Regions from separate parts of the Homo sapiens genome. Here region 1 is linked to region 2. A link is an interaction called in ENCODE POLR2A ChIA-PET data of the cell type or tissue named here. Cell type or tissue: Panc1. All regions are shown on one strand. Each heading gives the region's core, and the rest is flanking DNA. Links, peaks and the distances in the headings are about the cores only.

Region 1 (5,772 bases), core at 599-4,598, 100 kb after region 2:
ATTCCTCAGAGGAGGTTTTCCCAATATAAACCTCTACTCTTATGAGTTGGAGACAGTATCTAGGGAACTTCATTTTTTGAAGTGGACTTTTAACCAATCCTAATTTTAGCCTGGCGAGGAGACTTTTAAAAAATAGTGTAACATGCGGTTTGATTTTTTTTTTTTTCTTTAGACGGAGTCTCGCACTGTCGTCCAGGCTGGAGTGCAGTGGTGCAATCTCGGCTCACTGCAGCCTGTACCTCCTAGGTTCAAGTGATTCACCTGCCTCAGCCTCCCGAGTAGCTATGATTACAGGCGCCTGCCACCACGCCTGGCTAATTTTTTTGTATTTTTGGTAGAGATGGAGTTTCACTATATTGGCCGGGCTGGTCTCGAACTCCTAACCTTGTGATCCGCCCGCCTCAGCCTCCCAAAGTGCTGTGATTACAGGCGTGAGACACTGCACCTGGCTGGTTTGTTTTTTTTTTTAAACTTTGTCTTGTAATACTTTCATAATAGCAATGTTATTTCTTAAAATATCAAATCCCTATTGTGGAACTTGACTAATATTTATTTGCATACAGTAGTAGTATTATCACCGTTTACGTTTTTGTCTTTTCACTGTAGCTCTAATATGTTTTACAGCAGTTTCAGTTGCCTAAAAAACAAAACCTTTGTTGTTGTTTGGTAAAGTTTTTTTAACTTTATTGAAACACCTTATTTTATTTACTGCTTGGTAAATAAGGGTTGTGTGGGTCCATGCTCATATGCTGTATTGACCTGTAAATGGTTTTATAAACTTTTTGTATAAACTCTTAGAAATAATCTTTTTTGTAACTCTTAGAAATTCAAACTGGGGTACCCATAATATGAACCTCTTTTTAAAAAAAGATTGTATTCATTATTTATAATCAATAATCCTTAAATTTTGTGAGATTTGTGACTACATTGACTAGATAATATTGAGGTACATATGGGTGTTCTATGGTATGAAAAATACTGAGTAGGTACTCACCTGAAAAGTTTCTCAGGGACTTATTTTACTTATAAACTAGGGAATAATGTGCATTGTGGAATGTTTCTGGAACAATGTAATATGACAGCTTTTCTATGAACTTTGAGTTTGAGGATAAGCATGATTTGGATTCTTAGAATAGAAATGCCAAAAGCTGATGATTAGGGAGAGAAAACATGTGTCTGTTCATGTCTAGCTTACGCTCAGCAACAGGTAAAGGTGTGACTTTTAAAAGCCCTGAGCTAATTGTACTTTCCAGTCACCAAAAGTTTTATAGGAATATGTGATACTAGCATATGCAAAAACCAACAACCTATTTTACTGCTCCATCAGTAAGACTTTGTTCACTTGTTAGGACATTGCTCTGGTGGATCATCAAGATTGTAAGTGTTTAGGATACTGTTTTGGACTATGTTCAGAAATTCATTAGCTAATAGTCACAAGTGTTTTTTACACTTTCTCATGGTTTACTTGCAACTTCAGCTTACAAGGAACCTCTCAAGAACATGAATCCTTTTGATTCATCAAACCGTGGATTAAAACATATAGATAGCCTAATTGAGTTGCACTGCTCATTTTTAATAAAATGGCTTTTATGTTAGAATTGGGTTAGAAATAAGTCTGTGTCATAAAGATAAAATTTTCCAGAATAGTCTTGTGTAGGCAATCTCACTTAGTTCTGTGTGTTTTATCAATGTTCAACAGAAAGATCTATGAGATTTACGTATATGTACTTTGATGGAAAAGCCAGGAAGGAAGGTGCTCTTTAGCATTTGAAGCTAGTATGAATTTAAAGCATGGAACTGTTTGTTCTGGATTGTCTGGGTTTCAAAGGTTTTCGTTCAGCACTGCCCATTAGGGCTTTCTGTAGTGAAAGAAATATTCATACTATGCTGTGTAACTTGTAGCCACAGTGGCTGGTGGGATTGAAGAAGTGAATATTTAATTTTAGGTAATTTAAATTTAAATAATCATATGTGGAGAGTGAGTGCTTAGCTAGTGCAGTGTCTAGCAGTATCAAGAAACTGAGGGAAAACAAAAGTAATAAAAAGCACTGCATTAAAATAAATAGGACTTCTGACCCAAATTAGTTTGCTTGGCACAGCTTATAGACTCTTTACCCTTAATTTTCATCTTCTACTATAATGTCATCATAGATCTAACATCTTCATTTCTGAACCTTACTAGCTTTTTTTTTACTAGGATAGTAAGTTCACAACTTACACTAGAACTGACACTATTTTGATGTCTCTGGTTGATGCCTCCTATCTTCACCTCAACTTTCTTTTTTCGTCTAACTCCAGTACTTTCCACCAGTGAGAAAGGACTCTTATTTGCACATTGCCCAGTACATTTTTTTTTCCATTTGAGAAACTCCTCTAAATTTTTCTAAACTCAAATTATTAAGGCGTTTGTTCAGTTTACCCCAACAAAACCCACACTTCTAAGGGTGTTTTCAAGTGACCCATTGGCACTGTTACACTCTATATCTAGAATCTTATTGGTATTTAAAAATTGCAACTTTACCTTAAAAGTACCAGACATGATTCTTTTTCAAAGAAGAGGTTTTGCAAAAATTTCTTCTTTTAATTCAAAATATTAAAACATTAATATTTTTAAATTTTTTCTCCGAGTTTAAAAACTCATGTAGCATGCAGTTCATCCAGTTTGTGTCTTCAAGCAGAGCTGACTTTTTCCTGCAAAGTCACCTGAATTTTGAGCCCTTTGATCTCACAGATGAAACTTGTTTCATCTGTGAACCCGTTTCATCCATGAAACCCTGTCTCTACAAAAAGTACGAATAATTAGCCAGACATGGTGGCACACACCTGTGGTCCCAGCTGCTCGGGAGGCTGAGGTAGGAGGATCGCTTGAGCCTGGGAGGCGGAGGGTGCAGTGAGCCGAGATCACGTCACTGCACTCCAGCCGGGGCAACAGAGTGTGACGAGCTTTGGTCCTGCATAAGGCATGCCCAGATAAGATAGAAAATGTTTTAAAACATTGTTACAACTAAGTACCTCCTGTTCAAGTTGTAGTTAGTGAGTTAGTGGATTTTTTTTTTTTTTTTTTGAGACAGGGTCTCCCTATGTTGCCCAGGCTGGTCTTGAACTCCTGGCCTCAAGAGATCCTCCTGACTCGGCCTCCCAAAGTGCTCAGATTACAGGCATGAGCCACTGTGCCTGGCCCAGGAAACTTTGATACTGTGTTTTGGATGCTTCATCTTCTTTCAAGGTGAATATTCAGCTTCTCTGTATGTACTAAACTCTGTAATGTGTATGGCTTTCTAAAAACCATAACACTCAGAGCTTAGAGTTTCACATGTAGCTATACTTTGAATACTACTACAGATTACACAGAATGATATTGCATCCCCAGAGTTATCCATAAATGGAGTAATTCATCTTGAATTTTAGACTATAGTTCTTAACATGAAATCTAATATATCAAAATTTAAATGGTTTATCACATACAGTGTACTGAGCATAGTTGTCAACATATCACACAAAATGAAGAAAGATATAAGCATTCTTTTAAATGTTTTCTCTAAACCTGCTTTTAAAGACTTTTAATGCTAGTTCAGTACAACAAAAATCTTAAACCTTATAATAATTAGTAGTAATATGAGTTGGTCTGCATTACCAAGAAACTATTACAAGGAGATCAAAAGGAGATTTTTTTTCCCCTAGTAAATTGTTATTATGTCAAAAATTGACAGGAGTCATGTCAGTAATTTCTTACGTTAGAAGAGAGGAAGGAGATACAGTAGGTCATTCTATTTAGGGACTTTTTTTTACATTAGTCTTCCTGTTTTGCTGAGAAAGAATCAGTTATTTATCTTTTTTCTTTGTCATTGAGGAGGAAAACGTTACCAGGAGAAGCAGATTCTTAAATTATTATTTCATACAATTTTAGGAAATTGCTCTTGCTGTAAGTGAAGAAATTGTTGAATGCCCTGCCAAAAGGAAAACCTTAATTTTCACAATGGGCCATCTGTTTAACATTGAGGTGACCCCCTTTTTTTTTTTTTTTTGGAGACAGAGTCTTGTTCTGTCACCCAGGCTGGAGTGCAGTGGTGCAATCTCGGCTCACTGTAACCTCTGCTTCCCGGGTTCAAGCCATTCTCCTGCCTCAGACTCCTGAGTAGCTGGGATGACAGGTGTACGCCTCCACGCCTGGCTAATTTTTATATTAATTATTATTATTTTTTTAGTAGAGATGGGGTTTCACCATGTTGGCCAGGCTGGTCTCGAACTCCTGACCTCAAGTGATCCTCCTGCCTTGGCCTCCCAAATTGCTGGGATTACAGTCATGAGCCACCGTTCCCGGCCTGACCTTTCATTTTGTGTATTTATTGCAAGAGGGGCAAGATTCCCTCCTCCCTGGAATAGGGTCCTTCTCTGTGTTTCATAACACATTGAGTGATTTGAGTAACTTGCAAGGCTTTTTCCACCTGCCCCCACTTAGGTTCATAGATTTTTATTTGACTGCTTCTCTTTTGCCCCCATATGAAAAAGATTCTGTTTTGCCCCCATATGAAAAACCTAAGTAATAGTAACAAAACATTTTTGCATTTTTTCTTGACATGTAAATTTAGTGAATTTCTTTCTTTTGTAGGAGCTTCTTGGGTGCAAAGAGTTGAATCAGTCTTAATAATTTACTAACTCATTCATTTAAGAAATATTAGAAACCCTACTATATGTCAAGTATTCTGCTTGATACTAGATGTCCAGTTGTAAGCAAGCAGATGTGATTGTTACCCTCTGGAATTTCTAATCTAGTTCATGGCGCATTATCACCATCAATCTATGAGCATAGGCCCTGCTCTTGTTTTACTTAATTTCCTTTTTTTTTTTTTTCCCTTCAACCTCCATCCCCATTACCCCTTTGGTAAGCATATACTCTGACATATGTACCCTTAGAAATGTATTTGTCCTCAAAGATAATGTTTATGTCTGTTTTGCATGTATGTTAATGATATTATAGATCTGTTCGTACCTTACTTTTTTCACCCAATACCATTATATTTAATCCCTAGTCATCAGTCTTTGCTTCTGACTGTGTTAATTTTCTATTATCTGCATCCAACACATGCTTACTCATTTCCCCAGTTATGGAACCTATATTGCATCTCAGGCCCTGACACAAATAATACTTCAGATACACTTAAAGGACCTGTGCAAGTATTTCTTTGTAGTACTTACCCAAGAGAGAGATTCTGGGTCATTGGTAAACACAATGGCTTACCAAGCAGTTTACAAAGATTTCCATTTTCCCCATTCTCACCAGCACTTGATAATACTCAGCTTTCTAATTTTTTCTTTTAGTTTTGATGTATTATTTTTTGATTTCTCTGATAGTTGGTGAGGTTGAGCCTTTTTTCATATACTTGTTAGCCATATGAATTGCCTATTCCTATCTTTTGCCCATTGTTCTTGAGTTACCCAGTTTTTTCTTGTTTTTGCTGAAGTTCCCTACATTTTAAATATTCTGACAGTTTGGGATGATGAATTCATCCAAAAAAGGACATTTATCTTTTCTCTTTCTTTTTTTTTTTGAGACAGAGTCTTGCTCTGTCACCCAAGCTGTAGTGCAATGATGCAATCTCGGCTCACTGCAACCTCTGCCTCCCAGGCTCAAGTGATTCTTCTGCCTCAGCCTCCCGAGTAGCTGGGATTACAGGCACGCGCCACCATGCCCAACTAATTTCTGTATTTTTAGTAGAGATGGGGTTTCACCATGTTGGCCAGGTTGGTCCTGAACTCCTGACCTCAGGTGAT
Region 2 (5,772 bases), core at 766-4,765:
AAAGATGAGAGTGACACGATGTAGGGTATCAAGTTGATTACAGGCCCTTTGGACTGTTTTATAACAGAGACCAGGAGAGTTCATGTGGCCTGGAGACAACTAAGTAAAGGTATAATGTTGCCCTGCCTTGAAAATACGAACTTCTTCTGATTTTTGTTAATTATGGAAATGGGGGAGAAAGGAATATGACAGGTCAACGACTGTAAATGGACACTAGGGCCGTATTGATTTGTTCCAGTAAAGATACTACATCCAGATCATTGTTATTTTTGCCATCACCATCTGTTTAAGTTTGCAGTGATACACAATCATTTTCCATTACCTGTCTGACTCTTACACTGGCCAAACAGGTAAGTTGAATGAGCATGTGATAAGGATCAAAGCACTGCATCTTTTAAGTGTTCAATGGTGGCACCAACCTCTGCAACTCCCCTAAGGATGGGGAATTGCTTTCAGCTTACCATCATGAAGGAGGGTGGTGGTGCGGTTCCAGGGTCTTCACTTGGCCCTTTCTACCATAGTAACTCTCGCTCCATAAATAGGTAACAAATATGGGCATCTGCCTGTTACTAAGTATATGTAGCCCCACTGTATATTTTAAGGCTGGGAAATAACCACAATGTGGATCCAAGGTCCTACTGGACCAACCGTAAGATGAACCTGGGCCCAGACTCCACCAGTTATCTGAATGGTGGACCCCACTGGCATTTTTCAGGTCTCCTAGGATAAATGTCAGTTCAGAGTAAGTATCTAGTAACTCCTGAGAGGGTGTGTTATTTCTCTTTGCTCTATGTATAGTTTCTTAAGTAAATGGCAGTAAGTTCTTCCAGGGAAGAGGAGATGGATCATTCATGATAAACAGCTATGCCTCTACTATAGCATCCGTCCTCAAAGGATCCACCCTTTCCCTCTGTTGAGGGGCTTTGGCTAAGATCTGGGACCTAAGAGGCCAAGATTTCCCATTATGTAGATTTGAGGTTTTCCCAGTATAGCCCCAATTTTTTCACCTGTATATATCAAGAAGAACTTCAGTAGTGACCACAGATTTCATTTCAAGAGATCCTATAATCATTTAGTTATTGCCACAGATGCCTGTGGGCCAAAAATCTCTAATTACCTCTGTCTCTGTGGCTTACTGTAGCTGGTGTACTCAACTGTCTTTGACAGTTAAATGCTGCCATTTGGCCTCAGGCCTCTGGGATCCCATAGTCCCATGAGATCAGAAAACCCAGTCCTTTTGCAATTTCCCCCAAGGTTATCTCTGGCCTCTCAAGGAGAGTCATCACCTTTTCAAGCAGGCTGGTATCTTCCCACTGATGCACTTCCTGCGGCTTTGGTGACAAGCAGATGAGAGGGTGGCTGAGTAGTTGTTTGTAATAGAGAAGCACTGCTCTTTGGTATGCCAGGGAAGTTCCAACATTTTGACCTAATTAACTATAGGCCATAAGCAGGTCATGAAACTGACTCAAACAAGATTGTGCATCAGAATCCCCTGGAAAGCTTGTGAAAACACAGATTCCTGCCCCCTACCCCATAACTCTGATTCGGGAGGTCTTGGGTGGGGTCTGAGAATTTGCATTTCTGAGTTCCCAGATGATGCCAACCCTGTTGTTTGGGAACACAGTGTGGAAGCCACTGTTCGATATTTCAACCTCATTATATCAGAGGCCTAGAGAAGTTTTTCTCAACCTTTAATATGCACACAAATCACCTGCGAGGCTTGTAAAATACAGAGTTTTGCTTCAGTAGGTCTGGGGTGGATTCTGAGATTCTAGGATTCCATTCAGCTCCCAGGTGATGCCACTGCTGCCGATCCACAGACCACACTGAGTTTCAAGGCTCCAGGCCATGAGTTCAAGCTCAATTAACCAAGGCCATGAGTTCAAGCTCAATTAGCAGATCATTAATGTCACTCTTGGGTGGCCCATGCAATACATTAAATCCCAACCCATCTCTGTGAGTGTGGCTCAATAAAGCCATGTATTTTTTCTCCTTGGTCTAAGATCCTTAGGATTCACTACCCCTTAAGGGCTCCCTAGGCTCCTGACAATACAGTTTCGTACAATCCCGATCTAAACTTCTTTCTGTGTACAGGCTATCACTACTCACTTCAGGACTAGCAATTCCTTTCAGTAAAGGCCTAGTAGTAATGAGGGGCAGGTGTTGGGTGGAGGGAGGTCCTGAGGGGCACTGGCCTCAGCTTGTGTGACAACTGCCCCAGGTGCAGGTATTGAAAAATTTTTATGTAGGTAAGAACTGCTTCTCTCAAATAGTGGAGGCAGAGCTCCCTCGCATAGCTAGGGAAGTCCAAGGGAGTCTGGAGTTTCAAAATTCTGCTTTACCCACATTGATCCAGCCCCTGTTTTAAGCTCCACTCCTCTACCAGTGCCCTCACCTTGGCAGAAAAGGCCTAGTGAAGTTGGTGTGCAACCCAATTAAATGTTGTTATAATGCTCAGCATTAGGAACTGGACGTGGCCCACGGTGTCATCTGCTCTGTGAGTATAGGAGACACTTCATCCTTCAAAAGCTGCCACTTCATCCTTCAAAAGCTGCCACCCAGGCTTTCTGATTATCCACTTACAATCTCAACTGCAAACTCACAGTTTCATTTTTCCTTTATTCTTCATATACTTTCTAGCACTGTCAAAAGAAGCCAGGTGGTCCCATGGTCTATATAATCATTACTAATCACCATAATGTCAGTGCCACAGTACTTGATCTTCCAATGCCTTGCCCTCTTCCTGCTCTTCATCTCATGCCCACACAGTGATAATGTGAATAACCATGATGCTGCCCTATGACAGGGGTTATCTGTGTCGCATTTACCACTGGCAAGTAAGTAAATGCACTATCCAAACCAAGATTCCCAATCTGAGTGTCTTTCTCCTGGGGCCACCTGTAGTAGCAATTTCTATGTCAGTCAAGATCCCACAGAGGCTAGATGCGGTGGCTCACACCTGTAATCCCAGCATTTTGGGAGGCCGAGACAGGTGGATCACGACGTCAGGAGTTCAAGACCAGCCTGGCTAAGATGGTGAAACCCTATCTCTACTAAAGATACAAAAATTTGCCAGGCATGGTGGCAGGCGCCTGTAATCCCAGCTACTTGGGAGGCTGAGGAAAGAGAATTGCTTGAACTCAAGTAGCAGAGGTTACAGTGAGCCGAGATCGCACCACTGCACTCCAGCCTGGGCAACAGAGTGAGACTCCATCAAAAAAGAAAAGAAAAGAAAAGAAAGGCCAGGCGTGGTGACTCACGCCTGTAATCCCAGCACTTTGGGAGGCCGAAGTGGGCGGATCACAAGGTCAGGAGATCGAGACTATCCTGGCCAACATGGTGAAACACTGTCTCTACTAAAAATACAAAAATTAGCTGGGCGTGGTGATGCATGTCTGTAATTCCAGCTACTTGGGAGGCTGAGGCAGGAGAATTGCTTGAACCAGGGAGTCGGAGGTTGCAGTGAGCTGAGATCACGCCACTGCACTCCATCCTGGTGACAGAGCGAGACTCCATCTCAAAAAAAAAAAAAAAAAGAAAAAAAATTCCAGAGAGAAATAGATGACATACTCTGGATAGCTTAAAGAGAGTTTAATAAAGGCACTATTTACAAGGATATGAGTAGGGCATAGGGAATTCGCTAAGCATGGTACCGTACCCTGGGGCTAGTAACAGCATGGCACCATTACCACTCAGCATTAATGTTAAAATAAAGATCATAAGATTGATAGAACAGACTCTTTGTGGCAATAAGATACCAAATTATAAACAGGACCTAGGCTATGCCAGGCAAGCGTTAAGTCATGCACTCCTACACTTAAAGGATAAACTGTGCTCTAACTGCCACAAGGGTTTTCTTTTTCTCTAGCAGCTAAAGAAATGCTAGTCTTGAGATAAGCAATAGTAAAAAAACGTTGCAGCTCATGCCAACCGTGACTAACTGAACCCCTGTTGCACCAGCCACAACTATAGCCTTGATTGGACAAGAGACTGGTTTCAATAACTTTCCCCTGATAAGACCACCGATTACGGACTGGTTCTGGCTGGTTTATGGAGGTTGTGCATTTATATGCGTTCATGTCCTGAAAAGACCTTCTGATGTGCAGGACCTAATTTTTAAATGTTACGTATAGGGCCTAACATTTAAATATTAAGTCTCCACCCCAAGGTGAACATGGGTTGTATATAACATGCATGCTTGTTCAATATGCATGCGTCAGGACCACCTTCATGAATATTTATAATCCTCCTGTAACCTGTTGAATATGTATGTTTAGCCAACCCATTCATCATAAAGCTCTTACCCTAACCCCTCCTCCTTCGAAGTGCCTGTCTCTGGTCTTGCCTGGAGGCTGTGCTTCCCAGCCTGCAGGATGCCACCTTGCAAGCTATAACTCCTTATAAGAAATAAAGTCTCCTCACCTTTCCAAACTTGTAGATTTGTGATTTTTTTTTAAGTTAACAGGTGGCATGTGCCTGTGGTCTCAGCTACTCATGGAGGCTGAGGTGGGAGGATCCCTTGAGCCCACAAATTAGGAGTTCAAGTCCAGCCTGGGCAACATAGCAAAACCCCATCTCTTAAAAAACCTTTTTTTATCTAAAAAAAAAAAAATAGCTGCCCTACGTGTTCTACCCAACTCCAACAGAATGACATCAAAGTAACTGGAACATAATGGCACAGAGCACAGCATTTCAAAAGACGGTATCAGGTAAAACTGACAGCATTTAATACAGCACCAGCTGAACAAAGATTTCGGCTCTCTTTGAATGATTTCATAGGTAGACATCAGCCAGTCCAGCCCGTGTTTTTGATGCACAGTGCTTAAGATGTGCTCCCTGAAGTGAGATCACCCAGCCTGTGGCTTTAAAGTGATAGCTGAGTGATGGATGGTAATTTCCCATCTATTATGATAAGACTCCCTTTCCAAAGGATTTTTCTGCATTCTGCTAAGTGACTCTGGTTTTCATTTCCCTAACACATTTTTCTTCCCTGAATGCCTTTCTGATATGCCTTGTTTAAATAGTCAGTGGCTTATTGAAATTTTCAGGGACTTGTTTCTGCCTGCTACAGAATGATTTTTTTTTTTTAATATCACCTTGATTTGTTAGGATGCATTTGACCTCCTGTCACTGACAGGAGAAGGGGTGAGGTCTTCTTCTGCAGACAGTAAAGAGCAGGCAGTTTTATTTCTCAGATCCTTTTACAAGATTTGAGGAGTAAGGAAGAGACAGCAGATGGTTTTGAAGAGATTCAATCACCCATGGGTACTGCTGCAGAATGTGGGTCCTGCAGGCACGCAAATATTCAAAACAAACTAAACCTTTAAATAAATAGAGACCATGCCATTACCTTCTCAATTTGGGACGATAGACATTGATATATACATTTTAACTTAATATCAACATGAAATCAAAGGGCTATGTTCATCTTTTAGTGACCACAGATGGTACAAATACCAAGGTAGATGCCAAATATACCAAGCGATGGTGGGCTGGGGTACCGGTTACTCCACCTGAGGATTACATTTTATTTTTTGTAAATCTTTACTACTAACAAGTAACGCATATACAGTAAAGTGTGCAAATTTAAGAGTATGGCTCAGTGTATATATATATTTATGTGCAGTGTGTGTATATGTACTTAACTATCATCAGATCGAGAAGTAGAACATTTCTAGCACTCTGGAAGGTTCCCTTGTGCTCTCTTCTAATTATTACCACCCTACCCCCAAGGGTAATCACTATCCTGACCTCAATCACCATAGATTAGTT

The links. ChIA-PET counts read pairs that join two places held together with the same protein. Peaks named below come from ENCODE experiments on the same cell type or tissue, not always from the same donor. Only the 100,000 strongest peaks of a DNase experiment are listed, where the experiment ranks them.
Region 1: POLR2A ChIA-PET joins it to region 2 with 5 read pairs; 2 of 35 experiments call an interaction of 5 or more read pairs at or near these places.

What each region holds. Positions count from the first base shown.
Region 1 is chr9:71,883,714-71,889,485 of GRCh38, reverse strand. The region is part of intron 1 of ABHD17B (abhydrolase domain containing 17B, depalmitoylase); the gene reads left to right. Among named protein-coding and RNA genes, the nearest start is that of ABHD17B, 25 kb to the left of the region's middle. In Panc1, for the core only: no CTCF peak of the experiment used is centred there; no DNase peak of the experiment used is centred there.
Region 2 is chr9:71,986,178-71,991,949 of GRCh38, reverse strand. No RefSeq gene overlaps it. Among named protein-coding and RNA genes, the nearest start is that of C9orf57, 72 kb to the left of the region's middle. RefSeq lists an enhancer at 840-2,039. In Panc1, for the core only: no CTCF peak of the experiment used is centred there; no DNase peak of the experiment used is centred there; H3K27ac peaks cover 3,957 bases.